Regions from separate parts of the Homo sapiens genome. Here region 1 is linked to region 2. The links are chromatin loops, found by intact Hi-C in ENCODE. Cell type or tissue: Calu3. All regions are shown on one strand. Each heading gives the region's core, and the rest is flanking DNA. Links, peaks and the distances in the headings are about the cores only. Region 1 has its middle 9.5 kb from the start of PAGE4. Region 2 overlaps PPP1R3F (protein phosphatase 1 regulatory subunit 3F).

Region 1 (8,334 bases), core at 308-8,307, 550 kb after region 2:
GAATTTTATCAAACACTTGGTCTGCATCTATTGAGGTGTATGATATTTCTCCATTAAGCTGTTAATATAGCATTCCTAGAATAAGCCCAATTTAATTTGTGATATATTGTCCTTTTATGTATTACTGGTTCCTTTTCCTAATGTTTTGTTTAGGATTTTTGCACTTTTGTTCACGAGCTTGACCTATAAATTTTTAATACTCACTCCATTCAGGCCTTGGTATCAAGGGTATTCTGGCTTCATAATATGAGTTAGAATGTATATTCTTCTTTTATTTTTCCATATAGTTCAGCTAACATTGGAATTCTTTCTTAAATGTTTGATAGAATTTGCCAGTGAGGATATCTGGACCTGGAGTTCTCTCTGTAGGGAAGTTTAAAATTGAATCAATATCTTTAGTCACATTAGGACTATTTCAGTTTTCTATTTCTTCACTTTGGGTTTTATTTTTCTAGGATTTTGTCCATATTATCTAAATTTTTGTTATACAAAATAGTCCATAATATCCTCTCTTTATCCTCTTAATGCCTGTTTTCATTCATAGAACTGATCATTTGTGTCTTCTCTCTTGTATTCTTGATCAATGTCAGGGTCTTTTCAAAATAAACTAACTTTTGGCTATCCTATTTTTGTTTTACATTTTGTGAATTTTGGCTCCCACGTTTATTCTTTTACTTTGTGTTTAATTTGCTGTTTTTAACTCCTTGAGATAGCTGTTTAGTTCATTAATTTTCAGTCTTCTTTTTAATGTATACTTCATAACTTTCTCTCTAATGAGGGCTTTAGCTGCAGTCCACAAATTATGATATTTAGTATTTTTGTTATTCAACTCAATATTTTCTAATTCACATTATTTCTTTGAACGATAGATTACTTGGAAGTGTATTTCTTCCAAACATTTGAACACTTTCTAGCTGTTGTTGTGTTACACAGTATAGATAACTGACAATATCTGTTTACAAAAGATACATCCAAAACATAAAAATTTACAGAAGTTGAAAGTAAAAGGATGGACAAAAGATATTCTGCACAAAATAATTAAAATAGGCTTTAAGGCAAATGAGCATTACTAGGAATAAAAAGGGGTATTTCACAGAGAAAAGGTTCAATTCACTAGGAAGATTTGATTTTAAATGTGAGCCTAATGTGGTTTCAAAATATGATGGGAAAATTGGCAGAATAGGAAAAGAAGTTGGTAACTGAGAGAATAAGCAGACAAAAAGCAATAAGGAGGTGGGGCTCTTCCTTACTGGCAAACTAAGCACTTGGCTTTGTCTGCCTTTAAGGTAGCCTAACACTGATTCTTACCCTGAGGAGGGGATGTGGAGCAGACCTGCTGGTGAGCTCCTGGTCTTTCCTTTAGGTTGTACTCCTCCCAGTCCATCACCAGGTATTGGAACTGCTGTAGGTATGCAAGGAAATCTAATACAACCTGGACATCATTTTTACTTTCTACATGTGTCACCTGGTGGCAAGAGAGAGGTGGCAGATAGAAGGGAATGGCCTCATAAACTGGGTGCGTCATCACAGCAAGGAACTAGTTTTAGAGATTCATTGCAAGCCGCAAAGGGCAGACATTTATTGAAAGGATGCTGGAATGCTTCAAGCTGACTCAGGAAGGATGGGGCCCAGGGCGACCCTCAGTTGTATGGGAACCACGCTTCCTCCTTTCAAGGGCTCCTGATTCCTGAGGACCAACTCCTGCTGCTAACCCTAGGAGGCCTCCCCATCCCCTCCCTGGAGGAAGGGGTCAGGTGGAGAGCTGATGTCCCGTGCTGAGCAAGGAGAATGTTGCTAGGGTATGTATACTCAGGCAGCACAGCCACACAAGCCAGACAGCGTGCACTAGGCTACAGCCAGCCACCACCAGGACTCGGGGACTGGACTCTTCCTAGAACACTCTTTCTCCTCCGACCCATGTCCTGATGCCTGCCCTGGGCTGCACTCTCTGGGACCAGCAGCTACAGCCCGACACCCTCGAGCCATGCCCCAGGTCTGAGCCACTTACTCTGGGCACACTCTTCATGGGCTTTGGGGTCCTGCTGCCCAGTGCCAGCAGCCCCTTGGCACAGGGGTTCCCAGAGGCCCCTCAGCCCCATGTCCAACCCCTTCTCCCCGCTGGCAGCTAGCTCCACAGGCTTCTTTCCACTTCCACCTGCTGCCCACCTGGGGACGCTGCCAGGGCTTAAGGGTCTTGGGACTGTGTCCTGTAGTTTAGGCCCCCTCTCAGCTGTAGGGGAAGTGCCAGCTGTAGGGATGGACTTGTCATGCCTCATCCCTCCAGCTGGCCTTGGAGAGAAGAGCTGGATTGTGCCCCCGGGCTGCTCAGCATCTGCTGGGCCAGAAGGCTGGCTGCCAAGCCATCAACCCACCTATGGCCTTAGGAGCCCAGAAGGAGACAAGGAGCAAGCCCAGACCCTGCAGAGCGCTGATAAGATGGGCCAGGGACATGCCTCTCCAGGCCCAGCAGCCTTGGGAGCCACAGCCGCTTCGGAGCTGGGGTCCAGGCCTCCCCAGAACTGCAGCTGGAGCTTCATCCTTTTCTGGGAAGGGCAGGACCTGGGGTGGGAGGGGAGACTGGGATGGGGCTGGAGGCAGGCTCGGCTGCAGAAAAGATGGCCTGTCACAGCTTCTGCCTGCACTCCTCAGGCAGGCTCCTTGGAGGGGACATTTCACAGCCTCAGAAACATTTCTGGAATTGGCACCCACTTGGCCCCCAGCTCTGTAGTGGCTGGGGGAAGCCTGCATGGAAGAGGGGAAGAATAAGGGAGGAAGATCAGAGCTGTAAAAGGGGATACAAAGCCTGTACTCTACGACCATTGTGTCAGGCACAAGGTACTATTCCAGAAGCCTTTGCTGAAGTGCAATGGATAGTACCCTGGATTGGGGATCAAAAGAACTGAGTTGGCTTTTGATTCTACTTCTGAAAAACTTTGTATAATAACATGTAGATGATCCTCTTTGAGTCTTAGCTTTATTGCTTGTAAAATGCAGATAATTCCTCCCTCCCAAGGATTCTATATAGATTGAGATAAAAAAAGTGCGAATGTGCAAAGTAAACATCTAGGCCTGTCCTAAAGGCACTGTGAACGTTGGTTGCATCCAAATCTGAATTTTGTCTGGGACCAGGGTCAGGGACCAGAATACACCAGAGCTGAGGGCCAGCCCTACCTGAGAACCATCAACAAACTTACCCCACATCCCATTATACCTCCTCACTCCCTGCAGCCTGTCAGCTTCCCCAATCTCCCACACTCACTGTCACCTGGGGCTCTGGTGCACCAGATGACACTACTTGCTCCCTGGTACACAGGTGAGTGCAGCCAGTGTCATACCCAAGGCCTCTAAATGAGGTCCACAGGCAAGAGCCATCCCAGCCCACATCTGATATCCAAGATGCAATGCTAAGTGGAAAAAGCACTGTAGAACAGTGTGTGGAATATGGTCTTGTTTATGTGTGTGTGTAAGATATAGGTATAAAATATACTTCAATATTCATAGAAAATTTATGGAAGAATACACAAAAATTGTTAACAATGGTTATTACTAGTTCTACAGGGATGATAAACAGGGAGGGGTGAGGACTGTATCTTTACTAATTATCATCATTTGAATATTTTTGCCATGAACATGTGTTACTTTTATAATGTAAAAGCACTTAAAATCAAAAGATGTAGATAGTAAATTAATATGTAGATATAGATAGATGATAGATGGACAATAGCGGTAGATAAATGATATGAAAATAGCTAAAAGCTAAACCAGACAGATATATCTGTGCATTGGTTTCCTCACGTGAAATGGTACCTATTTCATAGGATTATTGTGAGGATTAAATGACTTCATACGTTCGAGTCCTTGGAACAGTGCCTGGCACACAGTAAGTGCTCAATAAATGTTTTCTTTCGGATAATACTGGTGTGGAGATGGTGGAGGAAGACAGGCTGGCTCGATGTGATAATCTCTTTCGCCATCTTGTGGTCAGTGGGGCACAGGCCACACAGCAACATTAATGCCAATTAGCAGCATGGGTTCACTTTGCACGTTTTCAATCCTCTTCATAGGTAAGTGTAGGAGTTCAGGCCTTAGGGATGGAGGACCTAGGACTTTTAAAATCGAAAAAGAGCTTAAAGAAATAAACAAATAACTTTACAAATGGGTAGCCAGAATAGGACTTAGAGACCCCTACTCTAGTCATCTTTGACACCAGATGCTCCTGATCCCTAGTCCTGTCAGTGTCAAAAAGAAAGCAAATTGGCGGTCCCCTGTTTTTTGTTTTGTTTTGTTTTGTTTTGTTTTGTTTTCAGGTTCCTCTTTTCCTGTCAGGCTTCTTAGTTGTATCAACAGAACCAATTTTAGCTTACCCAGAAAAGGGATTTTTGAACACCTATTGAGTAGCTCAGGGAAACCTCAAAAAGGCCAGAGAATCTGGTTTGGGAGCTAGGTGGCCACGAGTTGCAATCCTACCCCCTCTGCGGACAGGAGCTACTGAGGCTGAGTCCAGCACCACTAGGATATCTCTTACAGTTGTTTGTGAAAACTCAGTACGGCTGCTTGTGAAAACTCAGTGTCTCTCTGACACTGTCACCAGGCATAGCTTCTTCTGTTCTTCTGATTTCCGCTGGTCTCTTCACGTGTTTCTCCTGATTCAAAATCTGAATGGGGAACATCTAATTGGTGGAGCCTAGGGCTCACACCTCTCCTCTAGGCTGAGTTCTGGTTTCCACCTTAGGGAGGAAGGACTCTTTTTTTTTTTTTTTTGGAGACAGATTCTTGCTCTGTCACCCAGGCTGGAGTGCTGGAGTGTAGTGGCACAATCTCAGCTCACTGCAACCTCCTGGGAGGAAGGACTCAATGCAGGGCTTCTCCAAAATTTAAAAGGGCTATTCAGAAGAGCCTGGGTAGGACAGGGGATGATGATGCTCTGACTTTGGGAAAACAGCATTGAGCATGTGTGCTTCAGAGTCCCACATCCCTTCTCCAGGTCCTGTCTATCTAGCTGTAGGTTCTACATATGACCCAGGCAGTACTGGGAATCTAGGTCTGTTTGACTCAGTGGTCAGGCCGGGTATGGTTGCACATGCCTGTAATCCCAGCTACTCGGGAGACTGAGGTGGGAGGATGGCTTGAGTCCAGTAATTCAAAGCAGCAGTGAACTATAATCATGCAACTGCACTCCGGCCTGAGTGACAAAGCAAGACCTGCCTCTTAAAAACAAAAAAATGGTGGTCAGACTCCATATTGATTATTAGGGGACAGGTCATGGTGATACCAGATGGAAGGATTTTTTTGGACAGGGAAGTCCATGGGGGCGGTGGGGCACAGGTTCCATGGCCGACTGGTTTACCACTGTATTCAACAGCAGCTAGCTTGGTGCCTCAATACATGACTGAAAGAATGGTGGAATAAGAGAACAAACTAAGCTGGCCACCTTCCTTCTGTAGTTGTAAAATTTCACTGACACTTAGGGCCCCTAATTTCGGAAGAAACCTAAGAGATGTGTTTTGGAGGTGTCTTGTTAGATAAGGGAGATCAAGAAAGGTAACTCCACTCATACCAAGCTACACCTTCACGTAGGGTTTCTGACTCCCATCCAGGAGGTGACTCCCCTCCACATTTAGTGTCTCCACTCAGAGGAAAAGAACAATCAAGTGTGTGCTACAAGATTCTACTGTCCATCCACACATTTTCTTTCTTTCTTTCTTTTTTGCAACAGAGTCTCACTCTGTCACCCAGACTGGAGGGCAGTGGCAGGAGGCTCACTGCAACCTCCGCCTCCCAGGTTCAAGCGATTCTCCTGCCTTACTCTCCTGAGTAGCTGGGATTACAGGCATGCAGCACCACACCCGGCTAATTTTTGTCTTTTTAGTAGAAACGGGGTTTCACCATCTTAGCCAGGCTGGTCTTTAACTCCTGACCTCAGGTAATCCACCGACCTTGGCCTCCCAAACTGCTGAGATTACAGGCGTGAGCCACTGCGCCCGGCCCATCCAGATATTTTCTTGAAACAATTCTGCACTTAGGACATATTTCCAGGAGAAATTGATGAAACATTCCCATAGTGGAATTGCTTGAGATTGCTGGGCCTCAAGGTCTATTGGAATCTAACTTCAACATCCAGCTGATGGGTCAGCCTGCGGCCTCCATATTTCCTTCTATGAATCAATGATGGCAAGTGCCCATCTCTGGCCACGCCAGCTGAAAGGCACAGACCACCAGAGGGAGCAGGTGTGCCTCTTCCATGGTGGAACATGGCACTTCCTGTTTGCCGCCCCCCCCAACCTGCCCTGCTCTGGAAAACACCACTGTTGCTTAGCAACAGGGAAGGCAGTCATCCAGGGCCCCATGTTTCTATCAGTCACCAACCCAAGTGAGACATGGAATGTAAAGGCCTGCCTTCAGATCACATCTACTGTAGCACTTTGGAACTTGCTGGCCACTCAAAATGTGGCCTGTGACCCTTCAACATTTCAGGGGTCCCCAAGACCACCCAGACATTCAGTGAATTAGCTAGGACTCATGGGACTCAGTATATTATTGTACTCATGGCTGTTATTACAGCAAAAGGTTATACAATATGATCAGCAAGAAATAGAAAGAACAGGTGGGGTCTGCAGAAGTCCACGCACAGGCTTCCTCATGCTCTCTTTCTCCTGTGAGGGGGCCCATAGAGCACATCCTTCCCCAAGAATGAAAATGCACAATATGTGGGTAATGTTTTGCCCAGGGAAGCTCACTTAGTGCCCCAAATTTTTACTAGGGTCTGGTCATTAGGCACCCCCTGCCTATTATGTACCCAAGTTCCAGACTCTCGGAAGGAAAGCAGGTGTTCAGAATAAACTACGTTGTTGGTACAAACTGGTTAGGCACTGTGAACCACCCTTCTCAATTAGGGAACATGTCAACTGCTGTCTTAGTTTTCTATTGCTGCCATAACAAATGATCACAAACTTAGAGGCTTAAACTGTATAAATGAATCGTCTAACAATTCTGTAGGTCAGAAGTCCAGCTTAGGTCTCTGGGCTGAAATCAAGGTGTTGGCAAAGTTGTGTTCCTTTCTAGAGGCTCTAGGGGAGAATCCATTTCCTACTCATTCCAGGTCGGCAGAATTCAGTTTCTTGACATTGTAGGACAGAGGTCCCTGTTTCCTTAGGCTGTCATCTGAGGGCCATTCTCAGCTTCTATAGGCCACCACATTCCTTAGCTTGTAGCATTTTCCTCCACCTTCAAAGCCAGAACAGTGAGTCGAATCCTTCTCAAGTCACATCTCTCTGGCCACAGCTGGGAAAGGTTCGCCACTTTTATGGTCTCCTGTGATTGGATTGGGTCCACCCAGTTAATCCAGGATAATCTTCCCATCCCAAAGCCCCAACCCTTAATCATGTCTACAAAATCCTTTTTGCCATGTAAAGTAACATATTCATAGGTCCCAGGGATTAGGACGTGGACATCCTTGCATATCCAGTATTTTGCCTACCACAAGTGCCAAGTTCCTAGATGCCAGCCAAGGGTCTTTCTAAATATAACAGTCTCAGGGATGCTATGTTAACTCTTTTCTGCATACTCATGCATATCTAAAGGAAGGTGACATCATGAGTGATAGGGGATACCCTCTTCCAATATCTTGTAGCCCCTTTCATGCTTAAAATGTCTTGGACTTCATAAACAACTGGACCCGGGGCTCAGCCCACAAAGATGCCTTATAACCCAGATTCCAATATGGCATACACATTCTGACCTTGGGACTGCGCAGTGCTATCCCTTTCCTGCTTCAACCTGGACAGGAGCCAACGTCTAGGAAACTGTTAGGTTACGTTCTCTCAAGCATAGGACTTGACAGAAAATATATTTCAGTTTAAATTCTTAGCTATGTACCAAGAGCAAGTTATTTGTTCTCTGTAAGTCTCATTTCCTCATCTGCTTCCAGGTATAACACACTGTCTTATAGATTTAAATGACAGAATACATACAATAAGGTATGTGTAAGGCAGTGCTTTCCAGATCACAATGGCTAGTGTGCTAGGAGATGGAACATCCAGTAGGAACAAAAACAAGACTAAAGTCTCCTGTTTCAACATGGAGCTTCCTCTAGGGGGAGAAAGAAGAGAAGAGGCAGAGGTTCACTTTTAGGATCTGCCTGGGTCTTTTTTTTTCCTCCTGAGCTCATCACTTTATTGACAAACTTATTTCTCCTTCTTCCTGTGAAGGTGTGATATTGTGAATGATTAACCTTTGTTTTTCACCCCAAGCTCCAGCTTGCCCTTGTACTCTTGGCCCTGCTGCAGATGACAGACCCAAGGCTTCTGCCCCAGGGTAGAGTTATTTCAGCAGAAA
Region 2 (8,334 bases), core at 324-8,323:
TTATTGCATGCAAATAAAAAACTGCTCAACAAAATAAAACACCACATATTTATTTACTTCCCTTTACAGCAAAACCTATTGGAAGAAATATCTATACGAGCTTTCTTCAGTTCTTCTATGATGCCTTTCTGAAATAGCCCCAATCAGATCTTTTTTGCCCAACCATTTCAGCAAAACTGCTGAAGATATTCACATTGTTATAGCCATGGTTAAGTCTCAGATGTCATCTTACTTGGGATATTGGCAGCATTTGACATAGTTGATCATCTCTACCTTGCAACCCTTTCTTCACTTGGTTTCCAAGATACCACACTCTCCTCATTTCCCTTCTTCCTCACTGGCCACTGTGCAAAGCTGTCAGTTCTCTTGAAACTGCTTTGTAGGTTCAATGCAAATCCAACCACAATTCCAATAGAGTTTTGCCTGTGTGTAGATCATGACACATTAATTCTTAAATTTATGTAGAAGTGCCAAGACTAGCCAGGACACTGATACTTATTGTAATGGTATATTCAGATGGCACGATATTTTTGCAAGAGTAGACAAATCGACCAATAAAAAAACAGTGATCTCGGAAACAGTGTAGACACACTCGTGTAGACACAGAACTGGTGACCAAGGAAGTGTGTTAGACCAGTGGGGAAATGATTGGATTTTGAATAAATAGAACAATTGGTTACCCGCATTGAAAAATATGAACTTGGATCCCTACTTTACAACACAAATAAAAATAATTCTAAGTGGGTTTAAAGCCTAAATGCGAAGGGCAAAACCAAAGCGCTTTAAGAATACAATGAGGCAGGGCCGGGTGCTGTGGCTCACTCTTGTAATCCCAGCACTTTGGGAGGTCTAGATGGGCGGATCAGGAGTTTGAGACCACCAGCCTGGCCAACATGGTGAAACCCCGTCTCTACTAAAAATACAAAAATTAGCTGGGCATCCACCTGTAGTCCCAGCTGTTTGGGAGGCTGAGGCGGGACAATCGTTTGAACTCAGGGGGCAGAGGTTGCAGTGAGCCGAGATGGCACCACTGCACTCCAGCCTGGGCCACAGATCGAGACTCCATCTCAAAAACAAAACAAAACAAAAAACAAGGCAAAACACCTTCGTATACTCATGGTAGCAAAGTTTTTCTTCATCACGACACAGAAACAACCATAAATGAAAATTACGAAACATTCAGTGACCTTAAAATTAGGAATGTCCATTGATCAAAAGACACCATAAAGAGAGTGAAAACCTTATGTAGTAGGTTGCTATGAATAAAAGCAAAACAAAAAGGAGTGAAAACACAAGTGAAAAATTGGGAGGAGATAATGGAATCACATATAACTGATGAAGGGCTCAAACCTTAGATGCCAATAAGCATCTAAATAAATTGTGGTATATTCGCAGAATGGAATATTGTATAATGAGAATGGAAGATCCATAACTGCACGAAAGCATACAGATGAATCACAAAAAGCCAAAAAAAAGCTTCCACACTGATCCATTTATGCAAAGTTCACAAGCAGGCAAAACTCATGAATTACCACCTAAATGGTGACATTGTAAAGAAAAGCGAGGGGCTGATTACCAGAGTCAGGATAGTGTTCACCTCTGGCAGAGGGAGGGATGTGGCTGAGAAGGGGCCCAGAGGACTTCTGGGATGTCAATAATGGTTCACTGCTTGACCTGGGAGACTGTTCATGGATGTGCAATTTATTCATCATCATTAAAACAGACTTATGGGCTGGGCGCGGTGGCTCACACCTATAATCCCAGCACTTTGGGAGGCTGAGGCAGGCATATCACTTGAGGTCAGGAGTTCGAGACCAGCCTGGCCAATGTGGGGAAACCCCGTCTGTACTAAAAGTATAAAAATTAGCCGGGCGTGGTGGTGGGCGCCTGTAATCCCAGCTACTTGGGAGGCTGAGGCGGGAGAATCACTAGAACCCAGGAGGTGGAGGTTGCAGTGGGCCGAGATCGCACCACTGCACTCTAGTCTGGGCAACAGAGCGAGACTCTTGTCTCAAAAAAACAAAACAACCCCCCCCATACATTTAGGTTTTATACACTCTTATGCAAAGACCTCACAAGTGAAGCAGAGTGCAGTGGGAAGTGGGAGTAGCATGAGTGTCCGAGACTCCTGCACACAGGCTTGCAGAGACTCCAGCCTCCTGGTGTGAACCACAGTGTAGGCGGCCTCCTTCCTGCAGAACAATCCCTGGGCTCCGGGTCTTGCCTTCTGTTTGTGGAGATCGACTAGTGGGGAATCCTCTATCGTGTGCCCCTGACACCAGCCATAGAGTGGGGCCTCTTGGGATGGACAGGACCTGCCCATATTGTCCTCAGATGTTGGGGTCCATCTCCCCTCAGGCCTCATTCACACCCACAATAGCCCAGGACACATGGGCTTTGGGGCCTGGTGGGCCTCATAAAAGCCTGGAACCCCGAGCCCTGGTGGTGTGACCTTGGGCAAGTCACCCGTCCTAGACCAGCCTCAGTTCCCCATTCATAAAGGGGGCTAATGCCCATCAAGCAGGGTAGGTGCAGGCTTTGGGGAAAACGTTGTACTGCCCTCCTCCTGAGCCCATGTTAGACAGGTCTTATAGTCAAGGCAGGGTAGGAGGGTGGACAGGAACAGGGGCTGGAGCGACACAGTTTGGGACTAAATTGCCCAGGGTCACACAGTGGGCAAGTGGCTTCAGCCCTCTGTGCCTCCCTTTGCTCGTCTGTCATCAGGGTAATAACTTTTCCTCCTCACAGGGTTAAGTGAGGAAGAGGTGAGATGACTCTTCAGTCACTGAGCAGTGCCAGGCACAGGGCAAGACTGAGTACACGCCCGTTGTCATTCCCCCTGGCTGGAGCTCTTGCAATCACTGTTATGCCCCCACCCTGCCCTCTCCCATTAATCTGTTAATGTGGTGAATTACATTGATAAGTTTGTACATCTGTCTTTTAAAATTGAGACGCAATCTTGTTCTGTCACCCAAGCTGGAGTGCAGTGGCACAATCACGGCTCACTGCAGCCTCAACCTCCTGGGTTCAAGTGATCCTCCGACCTCAGCCTCCCGAGTAGCTGGGACTACAGGCACATGCCACCATGCCCAGCTAATTTTTATATTTTTACTAGAGACAGGGTTTTGCCATGTTGCCCAGGCTGGTCTCGAGCTCCTCAGCTCAAGCAATCCACCTGCCTCAGCCTCCCAAAGTTTTGGGATTACAGGCATGAGCACGTCCAGCCTACTTTTCTCTCTCTCTCTCTCTCTCTCTCTCTCTCTCTCTCTCTGTCTCTCTCCTTTCTTTCTTGACGGAGTCTCGCTCTTTCTCCCAGGCTGGAGTGAAGTGGCACATTCTCAGCTCACTGTAACCTCTGCCCCCTGGGTTCAAGAGATTCTCCTGCCTCAGCCTTCTGAGTAGCTAGGATTACAGGCATGCACCACCATGCCCGACTAGTTTTTGTGTTTTTAGTAGAGACAGGGTTTCACCATGTTGGCCAGGCTGGTCTCGAACTCCTGACCTCAGGTGATCCACCCGCCTCAGCCTCCCAAAGTGCTAGGATTACAGGTATGAGCCACCACGACTGGCCCTACTTTTCTTTTTTAAAATTTTAGTGGTCAGTTACTAGATAAACTCTATTTTTATCACCCATTTACAGGTGAGGGCCTTCCATGTTCTTATCAGCCCTGAGCTCAGCCCTTTGCCGAGGCCTTCCTGGTCCACCTCTCCCTCCTCCTTGTGACTAGGGCCAGCATCTTAGTCTCACAGTGGCCCCTTCTCTCTCTGTCCTCAGCCTTCAGCCCTGCTATCACCCACCCGCATCCTACAACCCCTCTGCTTCCCCTCTTCAGTGTTTTTTGTCCAGGATGAGACCAAGTCCAAACCTGAGCTTCCTGCTAAGTCAAAGTGACTTTTTCCTTTCAGTCAGGGAAGCCTGACTAAAGCGTCTGGTCCCACGGTGAGGTCTTGGTGTCTCCAACAGCGCAGCCATGGACGGCCACCCTACAGTGATACCTGCCTTTGCCAGCAGGGGGCATCTTATCTCCAAGACAGGGAAAGCCTCAGAGAAGACGGGAACAGTCTTAAACGTTAACTGCTTGTAGGGTCACAGGCCTCAGGGTGCATGAGCTCCAGGCTGGGTGTCCCTTGGAGCCTCCCTCTCTGCATGTGGACAGGTGGGGGCAGCCGAGGGCCTGGCTTTTACTGTTGTTCGGGGTCTTCTACAGATGACTCTCCTCCTCCTCCTCTTCCTCTTTTTCCTTCTACCAGGAACTCATTTCCATCACTAAAGAGAGGTTCTCATATTTTTAATCCTCTTTATCTCACTTAAAGGGTCCATTATAGGATTTTTCCACAAGATGCACTGGCTCTGAGGCCTGTGCCCAGGGCAGGTCAGGCTATAGATTGGCCAGGTTGGCCAGGTTGGCCAGGTTGGCTGAGGGCACCAGCCTGGATCCTGAAGACACTGGAGACAGCCCCAACAGAGCCTGGGGCTCAGGAAAAGGCCACCAACCCCCCAGCCAGATCCTGGCCAGCTGCCAGCTCCGCCTCCACCCAGTCCTCTCCCAGGGCCTGAACGCCGGGTCTAGAAGCTCCAGGCCTGGTGGTCTGGGGGAGACACGGGCCGGGAGGATCCCTCGAAAGAGGAGGCAGGAGACAATCTCTGTATGGCTTGAGGGATGCACAGCTGTGGGGTGAGGCACGCCCCACCTAGCACAGGCCCACTGACACTGCTGTGCAGCTGCAGGCCCAGCTGCTGCCCTCTATGGGGCTCAGTCTCCTCACCTGTGCAATGGGCATCATTACACCCCCAACGTGCAGGGGATGCTCGTGAATGGAGGGGAGCCGAGGCGTTGAGAAAGTAGATTTGGCTCAAGAGGAGGAGGAGCAGGTCAGGGTTGGTGGGGAAGGATGGATGCGGCCACCTCAGGCATGGCCGGGGCTGCCTTCCTCAAAGTGCTCAGGACAGTCAGGTGGGGGAAGTTCTGAGTCTGTGAGCAGAACCGTGGGCTGGGGACCAGGTGAGGTTGTCTCTGTAGTGTTCTGGGGTGGCCAGCCACTGTGCCACTATTCTTTCCTGTTGGTCCTCATCTCTGCCCACGGGGAGCCCCAAGATGCTCCAAGAGCTCACAGTGAGCTCATGTGAGTTACTGTGACCCACATGCAGTCATTACAGCCATGTGTCATCATCACAACAGCCACCAGGTTAACACTTGGATAATTTATCCAAATAACGACTCACCTGATGTGATTTGCATGATATGCCATCATTTATTATTATACTCCTATTGGATGTTTAGGTAGTGTTCGATTTGCTTTTTTGCCACTATAAACTATCTGTGGTGAGCATTGTTTCCCATATATGTAAACTTGGGAGAGACACAGGAATGTTTATATAGTAAAACTATTTGTAATAGCAAAATACTGGAAACAACCCAATTATACATCATCAGGAAATGCATAAGTAAATTATGCTGTATTGACATCATGGAATACTACACAGCTATGAGATGGAGTGAACTAAGGTACACAAAGACACAATGTTAGGTGAAAGAAGCCAGATACAAAAGAGGAGATGATATATGCTTTTCATATATGGCTCAAAACCAAACAAAACTAGTATTTAGGCATACATACACCTGTGTTAAAACAGTTTTACAGAAAACAAGGATTCTGGCCAGTCGCGGTGACTCACGTCTGAAACCCCAGCACTTTGGGAGGCCGAGGTGGGAGGATCACTTGAGTCCAGGAGTTTGAGAGCAGCCTGAGCAACATGGAGAACCCCATCTCTACAAAAAATACAAAAATTAGCTAGGCATGGTGGCATGCGCCCATAGTCCCAGCTACTCAGAGGCGGAGGAGGGAGGATCACTTGAGCCTGGGAGGCAGAGGTTGCAGTGAGCCAAGATCGGGCCACTGCACTCCAGCCTGGGTGAAGGTATGAGACCCTGTCTCAAAACAACAACAACAAACAACCAAACAAGCAAAACCCCACACAAGGATTTTCAACTGCTTGATTGATACCATTTAAAAAATTTATTTAAAAAATTGTCACAGTAGAATTTACTTTGGGGGAGTTTCTATGAATTTTAATATGTGTAGATTCATGTAACCACCACTGTAATTAGTATTCAGAACAGTTCTATTACCCTAAAGAACTCCATTGTGCCTCCCCTTAGAGTCACTCCCTCTCCTCACCCCCTCACCCACGCAACACTCCATCACTACATTTTTTTTTTTTTGAGATAGCGGCTCACTGCAGCCTTGACCTCCTGGGCTCAAGTGATTCTCCCACCTCAGCCTCCCGAGTAGATGGCACTACAGACACATGTGCCACCACACCCAGCTAAATTTTGTATTTTTTGTAGAGATGGGGTTTCGCCGTGTTGCCCAGGGGTCTCGAACTCCGGAGCTCAAGTGATCCGCCAACCTCGGCCTCTCAAAGTGTTGGGAGTACAGGCGTGAGCCACTGCAGCTGGTCAGGCCTTTCAATTACAATGTTGAATAGCAGGAGTAAGAGTGGACATTCTTGCCTCATTTCTGATCTTAGGGAGAAAGCATTTAGTTTTTCTCTATTAAGTATGATCTAAGCCAGGCAGGGTGGCTCACGCCTGTAATCCCAGCACTTTGAGAGGCTGAGGGGGGGTGGATCATGAGGTCAGGAGATCGAGACCATCCTGGCTAACACGGTGAAACCCCGTCTCTACTAAAAATACAAAAAATTAGCCAGGCGTGGTGGCAGGCGCCTGTAGTCCCAGCTACTCGGGAGGCTGAGGCTGAGAATGGTGTGAACTCGGGAGGTGGAGCTTGCAGTGAGCTAAGATCGTGCCACTGCACTCCAGCCTGGGCAACAGAGCGAGAATATGTCTCAAAAAAAAAAAAAAAAAGTATGATCTAAGCTGTAGGTTTTTTTTTTTTTTTGGTGGATGCTTTATATCAGGTTAAGAAAGTTATCTTCTTGTTTGCTAAGAGTTTTTTTTAAGATCATGAATCAATGTTGAATTTTGTCAGAAGCTTTTTCTGCATGACATGATACGATTATGTGGTTCAGTTACTTTCGAATGTCAGTATGGTAGATTGCATTTATTGATTTTTATTTTATTTTATTTTAATTTGTTTTACTTTTTTGAGACAGAGTCTCTCTGTCACCAAGGCCGGAGTGTGGTTGTGCTGTATCAGCTCACTGCAACTGCCTCCTGGGTTCAAGCAATTCTCGTGTCTCAGCCTCCCAAGTAGCTGGGACTATAGGTGTGTGTCACCACACCTGACTAATTTTTGTATTTTTAGTAGAGATGGGGTTTCCCCATGTTGGCCAGGCTCATCTCGAACTCCTGGGCTCAAGCGATCCCCCCACCTCAGCCTCCCAAAGTGCTGGGATTACAGGCATGAGCCACTGCACCCGGTCACATTGATTGATTTTTGAATATTGTGTCAGTTTTGCATCCCCAGGATAAGCCTCACTTGGTCATGGTGTCTTATTTTTGTATATTGGATTTGAATTGGTAATATTATGTTGAGGATTTTTTTTTCATCTATGTTCATGAAGGAAGTTGGGCTGTACTTTTCCCATACTTTCTTTTTTTCTGGTTTTGGTATCAGGGTAATGCTATTTGAGAAGTGTTCCTGTCTTATTTTTTGAAGAGATTTTGTAGAATTGGTATTATTTCTTCTTAGATGTTTGACACAATTTGCCAGTGAAACCATCTGGACCTGGCAACTTTATCTTCTTCTTTTTAAAAAAGACTTTTTTTTTTTTAAAGAGCAGTTTTAGGTTTACAGTAAACCTGAGAGGAAGGTACAGACATATCCCATATACCCCTCACCTCCACACATGCACAGCCTCCCCATTATCAGCAACCCTCACCAGCGTGGTGCATTTGTTACAATTGATCATTATCACCCCAATGATACATGAGGTATCATATTGGCCTGAAATTTTCTTTTTTTGTTGTGTCTCTGCCAGGTTTTGGTATCAGGATGATGCTGGCCTCATAAAATGAGTTAGGAAGGAGTCCCTCTTTTTCTATTGTTTGGAATAGTTTCAGAAGCAATGGTACTAGCTTCTCTTTGTAACTCTGGTAGAATTTGGCTGTGAATCCATCTGGTCCTGGGCTTCTTTTGGTTGGTAGGTTTTTAATTACTGCCTCAATTTCAGAACTTGTTATTGGTCTATTCAGGGATTCGAATGCTTCCTGGTTTAGTCTTGGGAGGGTGTATGTATCCAGGAATTTATCCATTTCTTCTAGATTTTCTAGTTTATTTGTGTAGAGGTATGTATAGTATTCTTTGATGGTAGTTTGTATTTCTGTGGGATCAGTGCTGATATCCCTTTTATTGTTTTTTATTGTGTCT

The links. A loop is a pair of places that touch in the nucleus more often than their neighbours do. Peaks named below come from ENCODE experiments on the same cell type or tissue, not always from the same donor. Only the 100,000 strongest peaks of a DNase experiment are listed, where the experiment ranks them.
Region 1: it touches region 2 in a loop (11-fold over the local background); 13 of 110 quality-filtered maps call a loop at or near these places.

The regions. Positions count from the first base shown.
Region 1 is chrX:49,834,632-49,842,965 of GRCh38, forward strand. No RefSeq gene overlaps it. Among named protein-coding and RNA genes, the nearest start is that of PAGE4, 9.5 kb to the left of the region's middle. RefSeq lists enhancers at 1,536-2,036, 8,135-8,334. In Calu3, for the core only: a CTCF peak has its summit at 3,991 (motif pointing left); DNase peaks (open chromatin) are centred at 3,980 and 6,250.
Region 2 is chrX:49,288,057-49,296,390 of GRCh38, forward strand. It overlaps PPP1R3F (protein phosphatase 1 regulatory subunit 3F), which reads left to right. Exons shown (of 4, transcript NM_033215.5): 4 at 1-34. Among named protein-coding and RNA genes, the nearest start is that of GAGE10, 11 kb to the right of the region's middle. RefSeq lists an enhancer at 3,919-3,968. In Calu3, for the core only: a CTCF peak has its summit at 4,054 (motif pointing right); a DNase peak (open chromatin) is centred at 4,025.